Regions from separate parts of the Mus musculus genome. Here region 1 is linked to region 2. Evidence: chromatin loops called from intact Hi-C (ENCODE). Cell type or tissue: heart. All regions are shown on one strand. Each heading gives the region's core, and the rest is flanking DNA. Links, peaks and the distances in the headings are about the cores only. Region 1 holds the start of Cdrt4 (CMT1A duplicated region transcript 4). Region 2 has its middle 23 kb from the start of Cdrt4os1.

What was found. A loop is a pair of places that touch in the nucleus more often than their neighbours do. Peaks named below come from ENCODE experiments on the same cell type or tissue, not always from the same donor. Only the 100,000 strongest peaks of a DNase experiment are listed, where the experiment ranks them.
Region 1: it touches region 2 in a loop (2.0-fold over the local background); 1 of 42 quality-filtered maps calls a loop at or near these places.

The regions. Positions count from the first base shown.
Region 1 is chr11:62,946,916-62,952,292 of GRCm38, reverse strand. Cdrt4 (CMT1A duplicated region transcript 4) reads right to left here and starts at 1,100. Exons shown (of 2, transcript NM_025496.1): 1 at 912-1,100. The coding sequence starts at 999. It overlaps Cdrt4os2 (a long non-coding RNA gene), which reads left to right and starts at 914. Exons shown (of 2, transcript XR_388729.3): 1 at 914-1,538; 2 at 1,700-3,495. In heart, for the core only: no CTCF peak of the experiment used is centred there; a DNase peak (open chromatin) is centred at 2,552.
Region 2 is chr11:63,024,625-63,030,001 of GRCm38, reverse strand. No RefSeq gene overlaps it. Among named protein-coding and RNA genes, the nearest start is that of Cdrt4os1, 23 kb to the right of the region's middle. In heart, for the core only: no CTCF peak of the experiment used is centred there; DNase peaks (open chromatin) are centred at 711, 3,171 and 4,411; H3K27ac peaks cover 1,444 bases.

The DNA.
Region 1 (5,377 bases), core at 234-5,233, 78 kb after region 2:
ACATGAGCTAGGCCTGATTGGACATTTTGGAGGTTCTCCATTTTGTTAAGACTTAGTTATGCATCTGTGGGATATCTTAGTATATGCCCTTCCAAAGAACAATAAAATATAATGAGGTATCAATATAAATATAAATGTACAGATATAAATATAGATGTGTATGTGTATGAAAGCACTATTATAAACCCATTTCTTTGTATAATAGTAAAAACTTTAAAATGAGTAGAAAATATATTTTTTAAATGATAAAAGCCCTTACCTCCAGCCTCCATGGAATACATACATACATAGATGCTTTTGTGTGGTTTGGTATGTACTTATATTTACATGACATTGTTAACCCTGACTATATAGGACAGTCATTTGGACATTTTGTTTTTGTGACAAAGTCTGTTGTATAGCCCTGACTGGCCTAGATTTCCCTATATAGATCAAACTGACTTCAAACTGAGAGATCGGCTGTGTCTGACTCCAAGTGCAGGATCAAAGGTGTGTACCACCACACTTGGCTCTCATTTGGCCATCGTTATAAACTGTAAGCCTCAGGCTGGAGAGATGGCTCAGTGATTAAGGGCACTAGCTGTTCTTTCAGAGGACCCGGGTTCGATTCTCAGCATCCCTGAAGCAGTTTACAACTGTCTATAACTCTAGTTCCAGGGGATCTGACATCCTCACATGTACATACAGGCAAAACACCCAGGGGTAGACCTTAAACATTAGTGTGTGTTGGATAGTCTCAGGTGACAGGTGATGTGAACTGTGATCTTGAACTCCTTTAACCAAGTGGAAGAACTGTCCTGAAAAGGGCATGACCCATAGAGTTTGGGTGTGTACCTTTGACTTCCTGACTAGCCTTCCCTCTTTGTCAACACAAGTGTCTGACTTGGAAGGAGGGGACCCATCAATGGTACCTGAATAATTCCTGGGGTTCCACGTCTTTTTCTGGACCTCTTGGCTACTTTCTAGCCCAGAGAGGCTGCTTTCTGGCCTAGAGATCATTTTTGGTATCCTGCAGCCCCCTGAACTCTAGGTCCCAGATCCCTTGTTGTCCTCTGTCTGTTGCAGTCAGCCATGGTCTTGCTGCTCCCCTGAGGTGGTTCAGTAGCCAGGCATCTGTCACGGTGAGTAGAGGCATTGTGACATCAGCAGTTGTCAGGTTTCCCTGCCCTGAATCTTCTCCTCAGGGAGCTCACTGGCCGAAGACATAGTCATTAAAGGTGAATGTTAGGGCAACCCATCCTTGACCTAGACAGAGAGTCCAAGACCAGGCACTCTGCATAAATGACCTCATTCGGGGTGTTCAGACTCAGAGAATGAAGAAGATACCGGCTTGAATCTCACTTCCAACAAAATTACTCTGAACCAGACCTGACCAGTTCTGAAGACAAGTGAGTCCAGGAGTTCAAATCCTTTGTGCCAAGATCAACTAGAAAGCCAATAATGGTGCATATGACTAGGTCCTCTCCCCAGCCACACCCTACATGATAGTCTGGCTCCAAGACCTGCAGTGGAAACAAAGAATTGGTTGCATTAACAAGGTACTTTGGGAGAAATTGGAGAGAGAATTTTTATCTTCAAAGACATTGGACGGCACTTAGGAGACAGACTGGAGAGCTCTGCTTTTAATCCTCTAACCCTAGTCACAATTTTATGTCAAATGTTTCTTGATGGGACCATGTTTCTTTTCCTCTGCTCTCAGGCTTACCCTCAACTTGTCCAGAAGGGATCTGAAGCTGCACTTCTGAGACTCAAACAAGCACGTGATCTGTCTGCAAAGCAAGTACCTGGCCTTCCTCAGAACCATCACCATTTTCTAATGCTGGCTTCTCCAACTCAAAGCCCAGGCAGAGCTCTTATGATTATTCTGTTTACCTGCTGGGATTCTTGCCTCCCTCTAGATTCTAGTCCCTCCTCAGTGGTGGTGCCTTCTCTTTCATCAGCTTTTGCCTGAATCAGCTACACCACAGATTCACCGAGCTCCTTCTTTCCAGCCTCGAGTGTCTTCACTCAGTGTTTCTAACAGGCTCCTCCCTTTTCGCATTGAGGAAGTACGAATCCTGTGAGAAGGTGTATGTGAAGAGGTGCAGGGAGGCTCAGATTTTGGGTAGGGCGGGATTTGTGTTGAGCCAGCCAGGCTGGGGAAGTTGGTGGGCATCCCTGTGTCTAGCACAGATCTGGTTGGAAGTACAACAGATGGGGAGGTAACTGTCATAGGATTCCCCAAAACTTCCAAACTCCCTATCCATAAGCCTCCTGTAGAGTAAAGGACGCTCAGTTGCTTGTATAGTATAGATAGTATAGTATAGTATAGTATAGTATAGTATAGTATAGTATAGATACTGATCATGTGAGATGGCACAGGACCTAGGACAGACAGACCACTGGAGAGGCTAGAGAGATGCCTGCCCATGCACAAAGTACTTTAGGAGGCCATGACACTCAGCTGGTCCATGTCTATGTCACTCCTGGCCAGACTCCAAACCAAGAAAAGAAAATCTGTAGCCTGAGTTGTTTGCCTCCCACAGGGCTTGCCTGGCCTTTGGCTGCTGGCTGCAGGGAGATGCATTTTTCCTTCCTCTGTGGGCAGCAAATTCCCCACAAGTCAGATGCTGTGTATGTGGCCTCACCACATGCTTCTACTGAGGCTTTTGGGTGCCTCCTTTCTTTTATAAGAGTTGCCTATAATGGTGTCTCTTCACAGCAATAGAAGAGTGACTAAGACAGGTGGACCATCCTTAACCCGAAGTTTGAAATGCTCCCAAACTTGAAACTTCTTGAGAGAAGACATGTTACAAGGAGAGAACTTGACTCATGACTTCATGTGAAAAGTTAAAATGCAGTCAAAATGCAGATATACAGAATTATCTTTAGGCTGTCCTCATACAATGTATATGGACAGTCATACTTTGTGCTTAGACTCATTCCCAAGACCTCATGATGCATGCAAATACTTCCAAGTCAGAAATCCCAAATCCCAAACCCTCCTTGTTCCCAAGCACTTAGGATCTGCAGTGTTCAGCCAGCTTAGCACTGCTCTTTTCTACAGTTAGTGATACAGTTAAACTTGCAAGTTGGGCACCATAGGAGACTAACCGCTCTCATACTGTCAGGCTGTCTTCATAAAGTACTGTTACTTGTGAATATTTGTCCATGGGTCACTTACTCATTATCCAACAAACAATTCCTACTTAAGTAGGAATTGAGTATATTCATTATCTACTCAAAAACACTTTAAAATTGATCACAAGAGGCTTTATTTAGCACTTTTAAACTTAACACAATCAAACTCTCATATGATGTAAACAGTAGAATGACCCTAGACATATTTCCAAAGCTTTACATGAGGGCTGGAGAGATGGCTTGGTGGTTAGGGGTGATTGGTGTTCTTGCAGAGGACCAGGGTTCAATTCCCAGCACCCTTGTGAAGGTCCACAGCTGTCCCAAGATTTCATACAAAGTTTGGAAGATGTGAAAAAAATACAATTTTTTTCTATAGATTTCCCCCGTTGTTGCTTGGTTATTTTACATAAATCCCACAACTGTTTCACAGCCTTTTCTTGGGAATACTTTAAGTCTTGAGCACCCAATATCCAAGAGCAGGAGACTGGTTATAGCTGAGTTCAAGAGCTACCTGGAATAAAGACAACACCCAGATGGACCTCACCAGCTGGCTTAAAACTAAGAGTAACTGTTGGTGCTTTTCTAAGCCCCACCCCACCCCCAACTCCTGAATAATAAACACAGAGGGTTATTTATTAATAAACGAATGCTTAGTCCTTAAGTTAGGCTTGTTCCCAACTAGCTTGTAACTTATTTTAACCCATTTATACTATCTACGTTCGGCCACATGGCTGGTTACCTCTCTCAGTTTCATACATCCGACTTCCTTGGAGTCCAGGTGGTGAGTCTCGTGCCCTTGACTCTTTCCCAGAATTTCTATCTCTTCCCAGAATTCCCACCTTCTACTTCTGCCTTTGCTATAGGCCATCAGCTTTTTATTTTATCCAATCAGAGGGTGCCTTAGGCAGGCAAAGAAAGATAGAGATGTGTCTTCACACACAGTACATTATCCCTACAATGTAGTGTGTAGTTTTGGCTACCCTGCTTTAAGCTCTGGGTGGACCATGCTACCAGTCCTGCCCAGCTTCCCTCAGATCCATGGATAAAACACACACACGAATTAACTTATTTTAATATGCTTTAGCTCAATAGCCAGGCTCTTCTAAGCCTTCCTCAGCTATCTCAGCCTTCTTTTCACTCCCAGCCCAGCACCTCGAATTCTGACCTTTACTTACTTGCCCAGTTACCTTCTCCTTGTTTAGCCCCACTAAATCTGCTCCCAGTTTAATTATCTTCCTTTCTGTTTTTAAAAGATTCATTTTATTTTATGTATATGAGTATACTGTAGCTATCTTCAGACACATCAGAAGAGGGCATCGGCTCCCTATTACAGATGATTGTGAGCCACCATGAACTCAGGACCTCTGGAAGAGCAGTCGCTGCTCTTAACCACTGAGCCATCTCCCCAGCCCTTAATTATGTTTCTAATAACCTGCCTGCTACCCCAGGCCTAGTCAGGGAAGTGACCAATGACCACTCTGCCCTAAAGCTCACATGGGCAGTGGCTGCTCCTCTCTCTGAATTGCTGAGAAATTTTTCTCCTCCCTGCATCTGCTAGCCTGCCTGTGGGGGAAACTGAAAGTCCCACCTATTCCACCCATTGGCTGCTAGCATCTTTATGAATTAATTAAGAACCAGCTGGGGAACAGGACCTTCAAAGTTCACACACAGATTTCTGATCAGAGCATCAGAAACACCTCCCTCCACCTACAACTAAAATCTAGCATGGAAATGTGAGTGAGAATCGACTCTCAGGAAGGTTCCTAAAGGCAGGGGCAAGGGTGCCTTGTGTTGTCTTTTCCTTTCTCACTTATGAAATGCAGGCCCAATGGCCGAAGCTGGTGTCATTTGTACCATACATCGAGGGCCAGCCAGTCTCACGCTGGACCATAGGCGGATGGATACTTCCATGAGAGCCAGGTTTTCTGCCGCTCACAAGTGAGCCTAATGTCCCCTGAAGCAGCACAGTGCTTTCCCTCTCCTCATCCCGAGCCTTCCAGTCTACAGTCAGTGTGTAAGCATTTCCTGAACTAAAGACAGGAACAGAATCAACTATCAAGATGCACAGAAACCAACTTTGGGAACCTATGCTGGAGTTAGAGGCATCAGTAAGAGATACCAATTCTACCAGACCATCAACATCAAGGGAATGAATACCTCAAACTAACCACTTAGACTTAAGCTACACTGTAGATGGCGAGATAATGTCAAGATTCTGGAAATATCCATGCTGATCAAGGCGGGGGGGGGTGATTAA
Region 2 (5,377 bases), core at 194-5,193:
AACTTTAAGAGGTGAGGCCTGACTGGTAGAAGTAGGTCAGTGGGAGTGGACATGGAGGGTAACAGCCCCTCCCTGCTTCCATCCAGTCTTTGCTTCCTGGTTGGCCCTGCGAGATGTTGCACCACAAGCTTCGGCTACAGACTATCCCACTCTGGCTACCACGTTATGCTCACACAACGGGCTTCACCCTCTAACCCCGTGAACCAATAGGACTCTCCCATCCACAAGCTGCATCTATCATAGTGAAAGGAAAGTCACGTACTCTGCTTTCCTTCCCTGGGAGAAGAACCTTGACTTTTAGCTGAGCCTACTGCTGACCTGGGTCCTTTTGACCTCTTCGACCTTAGGAATGGCCTGGAAACAGAGATGTGACCACTGAGACAAGAGCAGGAACACCATGTGGGACTTCCTGGAATGAAGGCTGCTGACACAGCTACAGGGTGGGTGAGAGGGGGTTCTGTCCCCTTTGTTGCCTGGAATGAGGAGGTTCAGCAGAGCTTCAGAGGTCAAGGGCTGGGTGGTGAGAAAGACATGTGCAGCCCTATGTTCTGGTAACCTGATACCAGGAGTCATCCACCAGACCAGCCTGAATTGCCCACTTCTGGATATGTTTTTCTTGCAAGAGAAATTACAGTTCTGATTTCCCTGAGTCACGGTTGACTTGAGGGTTTTGTTCTGTGCCTCTGATCCGGGCCCTAGAGAACTGGCTTACCCTCTCTTCTGTTCCCATGACCCCTCAGTGGCCTGCTGCATTCTGCTAGGATTATCTTTCTATGTTCCCATTCTCCCTTGGCTGAGAATTCGGTGAAGGAGGAACCATATTTTAGTCCTCCTCAGATACCTCCTACCTTCCTTCCCAACACAGAGCAGGCACCTATTTAATTTTTTTTTTTTTTTTGCATGTTTACAGGAAACAATTCCAAGGGAAGACTCAGAAGCTAGCAGGAGTTGGCACACTCTGTGCTCTTTGTCTCTGGAGTAACTCTTCTCTCTATAGATAACTCATGGTGACAGGGGCTGGGACTCCCCTTGATGGCCAAATTGAACTAGCTAGGATCAAAAGTATGGGTGAGAACAGCCATTGTTGGCACTCTGCACACCCACCCAGAGCCTTCCCCCTCACTCATAGAAAACAAAGTCAGGGCTTTGTTTAGGCAGAGCGCAGTTACATTTCTGAGTTCTCAGACACCAACAAAAAGTTTAGGGGTGGAGAAACGCACCCACCCCGCCTCCTTTATTCCTTGCATTTCCAAAGCTGTATTTACCTGAGGCATCCAAAATTCTGAGAACATTTGGCCGCCACCTACCCTTTCAGCAGCCACGCATCCCACCACCTCTGAACTTTCTGCTGAATTTAGTCTTTTATTTTTTTCCTGTAGCCTAGCTTACTTAATAAAAATAATTCCTCCGGTAAATGGCAGGCACTTTGCACCAGCTGGGAATATAAAAATAAGTTGTGATCACATGCAGAGTTTCTGTATGAGATATACACTGGGCATGATTTGGATAGCCATTGTATGTGCTCATGAGCCACACACAGTAAGTAGTCTCAAAGGAGAAACACTTGAATTCTGAGGCCGTCGGTACAGGGTTTTGGGGAGTAAAGGTGTGGTGCTGGCACTTGGAGGACAAGCAGAGATCACCTGGAGAATGAGGGAGGGCTGGGTACTGTGCAGTTGAGAATGGGCTGAGAAATGCCCTAGAAGGCCTTGAGTGTGTGCTGTTATTGTTCCATGGGGGAAGGGTGCTCAGAGGTGAGGCTAGACTGGACAGCCTACACAGCATTCCAGTCTGGCCTTTTCCCTTGCAGATAGATTGCTAATAGGGACAGTTTTTGCTGGTGACACACTGCAGTGCCCACGCTTAACCTGCTCTAGGCCGGTAACTCTGGCAGGACCACAGAGGATGCAGGAGGACAGGGGAGAAGAGAAGCTCTGGACAAACTCTGGGGCAAGAAGGCATGATGGACAGGAGTGGGCAGGCAGTAACAAGAGGAGACAGTGAGGCCCTGGGGACAGCAGCACTTGGTGCCTAGTGAGCATGGGTGATAGTTGGGGCTCTTAAACAGAGTGTGTGGTTGGTAAATTTGAGGTGGAAGACACTCCGCTATCCCCGCTTTTGTTTGATATTAACTCTCTTGAGAGATGAGGTTATGGGTAGAGGGAACAGGCTCCTGAGCCACAGGCAATGCCTAGCAAAGACTGAGCACAGGGGAGATGTTAACTCTTTGTTTTCCATTGTCATCCCTACCCCTGCCCCACCCAGCAGGATGCTAACTCAGAGTGACCTCAGCCTTCTTTAGTGCCCCGAGACCATGCTAACCTCTCATTTTCATATGAGAGCCCAGAGCAGAAGACATGTCGTATGCAGTTGGCATTGCATGAGCATCTCTGAAGTATGGGGATGGACACTTGTCTCCTGGCCAGCAGATGCCCCATCACATCTTGGTCAACATGTTGAACATCAGAGGAGGCCCAGCATATAAATGCCAGAGCATGAGGAGAAGGGATGAGAAAAATGTTACTCCCGTGAACTAAAAGGATTCCAGGATAGCACACTGCTATCAAACAGACAAATCCAGAAAGTGTCAGCTGGACTCAGGGGCAAGGAGAGGGGCACAGACACATGCATAATAACTAGAGCCACAGAAAGAGTTACCTGGGCCAGATCCATGCTTTACCAGACCAATCTCTGGGGTAGCTTTTCATATGCCCATGTTCCCTGGAAAGAAGAAGCTGGGGGCTAAGTGTAGCAGCAAATAGCTAGAACACAGTGTATGCTGAGATAATTAGCCATTTATGCTGCTTCATGAACACACATCGAGAGGACCAGGTGTGGATGGCTTGGGTATATCTATCTGTTTTCAGAAAAATCTGTTAACAGAGAAGAAAGAAGCTAAGGGAGCCATTGGAATCTGGATGACTGGGCTGATGCCCAAAATCAAGGAGTGTCCTGGCTGTGGTGGCTAAAACAGTGTCATCTCTCCCAGAAAACTGTCAAAGTGGCTGTTGCCAAGGACATCTCCTGGCGGCTGTGTCCCTGGGCTCAGGGAGGATGGCGTAACACTGACTCAGCTCCCTAAGTCTGCACTGGCAGTGCCTCGTGCTCCTTTGCATCTAGTACTGGGCAAAGGGTACTTTATCTGGATGGCTCTCGGCAGTAAGATCTGCTGGTAACGTGCTAGAGTGCTTGAACTAAAGTAGACTTCAGGGTGAAGTGGCTCGGCTCGCCCTTGGCTAGAGAGGAAGTGTCAACCCAGCACGACAGTGTGACTCATGCTCAGAACTGTGTCCCAGCCAAGGAGAGCTGTGCTGTAGCCAGAGATGGGTGGCCCGAATAGCATCTAGAAAGTCTGTCTGTATTCATCCAGCCATGGAGAGGAGAGCAGGGAAGAGATGCAACTGACAGACAAGTCCCCCAGAACCCTTCTGATATAGCAATGGCCCACTAGCACACCTGTCACTAGTCAGCAAGGCTAATTCTCACCATTCTGGGTTCAGCTCCACAAAATTCTCCTGGCCACTATGCCCTAGGGTCCTTGAAAGTAACACAGAAGTTCCTTGAAAGGTGCTATGGGTCTTTTGAGTAGGCCTACTCTTATAACCCTATATCCCTTGACACATCAGGCACTCTGAGTCTGGTCAACTGAATCATTTGCCCCCAACTGGAATGACTCTATTTGCATCCTTCTGTAAGATTCTTCCGTAAGAGCTGATTGAATCTTCTCATTATTACGTTTTGATGACAAGCATCAGCTAGCTTCTCTCATCTGATGAATTTGGGCCAGAGTTCTCTGATTTCTTTTTTTATTTAGTGAATGCAGGTTAATGCCTCACAGGGCATCAGCCATGAAGACCAGTCACGTATGAAGAATCAAATCATAGTCTATTGCCTGGACAGCAATAGTGTGTTCTCAGGTCACCGTTTTCTCTGTCCTACCTTCTTCCAGGTGCCTCTCCTCACTTTGTTCCTGTGCTCAGGGTCTAATGGGTCTCCTTATTCTTTCTTTCCTAATAAAACTCTTCTCAAAGCTAACTTCCTAGGGAGATGTGTTAGAGCAATGTTGTGGGGCTTAGCTGTCCTCTTCACACAACACATGAAAGGGAGGAGGTGCGGACTGAAAGAATGCCTACACAAAATCACCTTCTCTTCCAACAGTTAGAGGTAGCGTCATCGTCATCGTATATGGCTCGCTATGCCTTAAGAGGAGGCCCCTCCCAGGGTGCCTTTCAGCCTCTGGGAAGTCTGTATTCCTCAGGGCTCACTGCTTCCTCACACACAGACTACTCTGGATTTCATCTTGTCCTTGTAAGAAGTTGCATAATCGTAGGCTGTCACATAAATACTCGTAGACTATAATATAAACAACACCCAAAGCCTCTTGTTCTGTGCAAATATGCAGTGTGATAAACATTGGCTGGATGGATAATGATTGCTTCCAATTTGCCAGCTGTCTGGATCTTGGTCAGGATTACTGCTGAACAGTTTCTGACATATAAAACATGGACTGTTGAGTGGGTTCACATGTAATGATTGCAGAAGAATGGGTTGGTTCTATTGAGCAAATAGAAACCTGTTACATGGTAGAAGTTGAGGGGGATGCTGACATGTAGGTCAAGAGCTCGAGCCTCTGTCTGCATGGAGATGATTTTCTAGAGTCAGTTGTATTTTATTCCATGGATAACTCGTCTCACTCTGAATATAACTAACTTGAGGATTTGATCCCCAGTCTACCAAAGAGGAATGAGGTCAGAAAACACAGCTCGTGTCTCACATGCTGTTAGATCTGACCTTAGATCTGTCTGCCTACAACACCAGGGGCATTTCTGCTCCTGGTAATCTTTACAAGGTCCTGTAAACTTTCCTATGAAATAGCAAAGCACCTTCTTGAATGTGCCCACCTAAGCTGAGCAGGGAGTGCAAAATAGCTGCTACCCAGAGGCTGAGGGCTTCCACAGCCTAGACATGGCCTGGGGTCTCCCTGCAGTATGAATGTGGGTTGGGTGGGGGAGTCAGACTGAGAAGAAAAAAGCTTGGGGACCAGATGTCAGGAGACAAGTTGTCACATCTGATTGAAGGTTGGTTTCTAAGTTTCTCAGAGCCCCAGAATAACAAGCTGGATAGTAGTTCTTCAGTCAATGAGACAGTAGGCACTGTTTAGGCGCTCAGGTGGGACCTGATTGTATAATCTGAATGTATTCCATGCCACTGAACTGTCCTTTAAAAATTACTAAGTTAGTGCATATATTTTATACCAAAGCCAGTAGAAGAGACATAAAACAATAAATTCAAACAGAAGAGGCATCCAATGCCATCAGTGGGATGCTATGGATCTCCCTTTAGATTCCAGGCAAAAGAAATATCTCTGTTTCAGGAA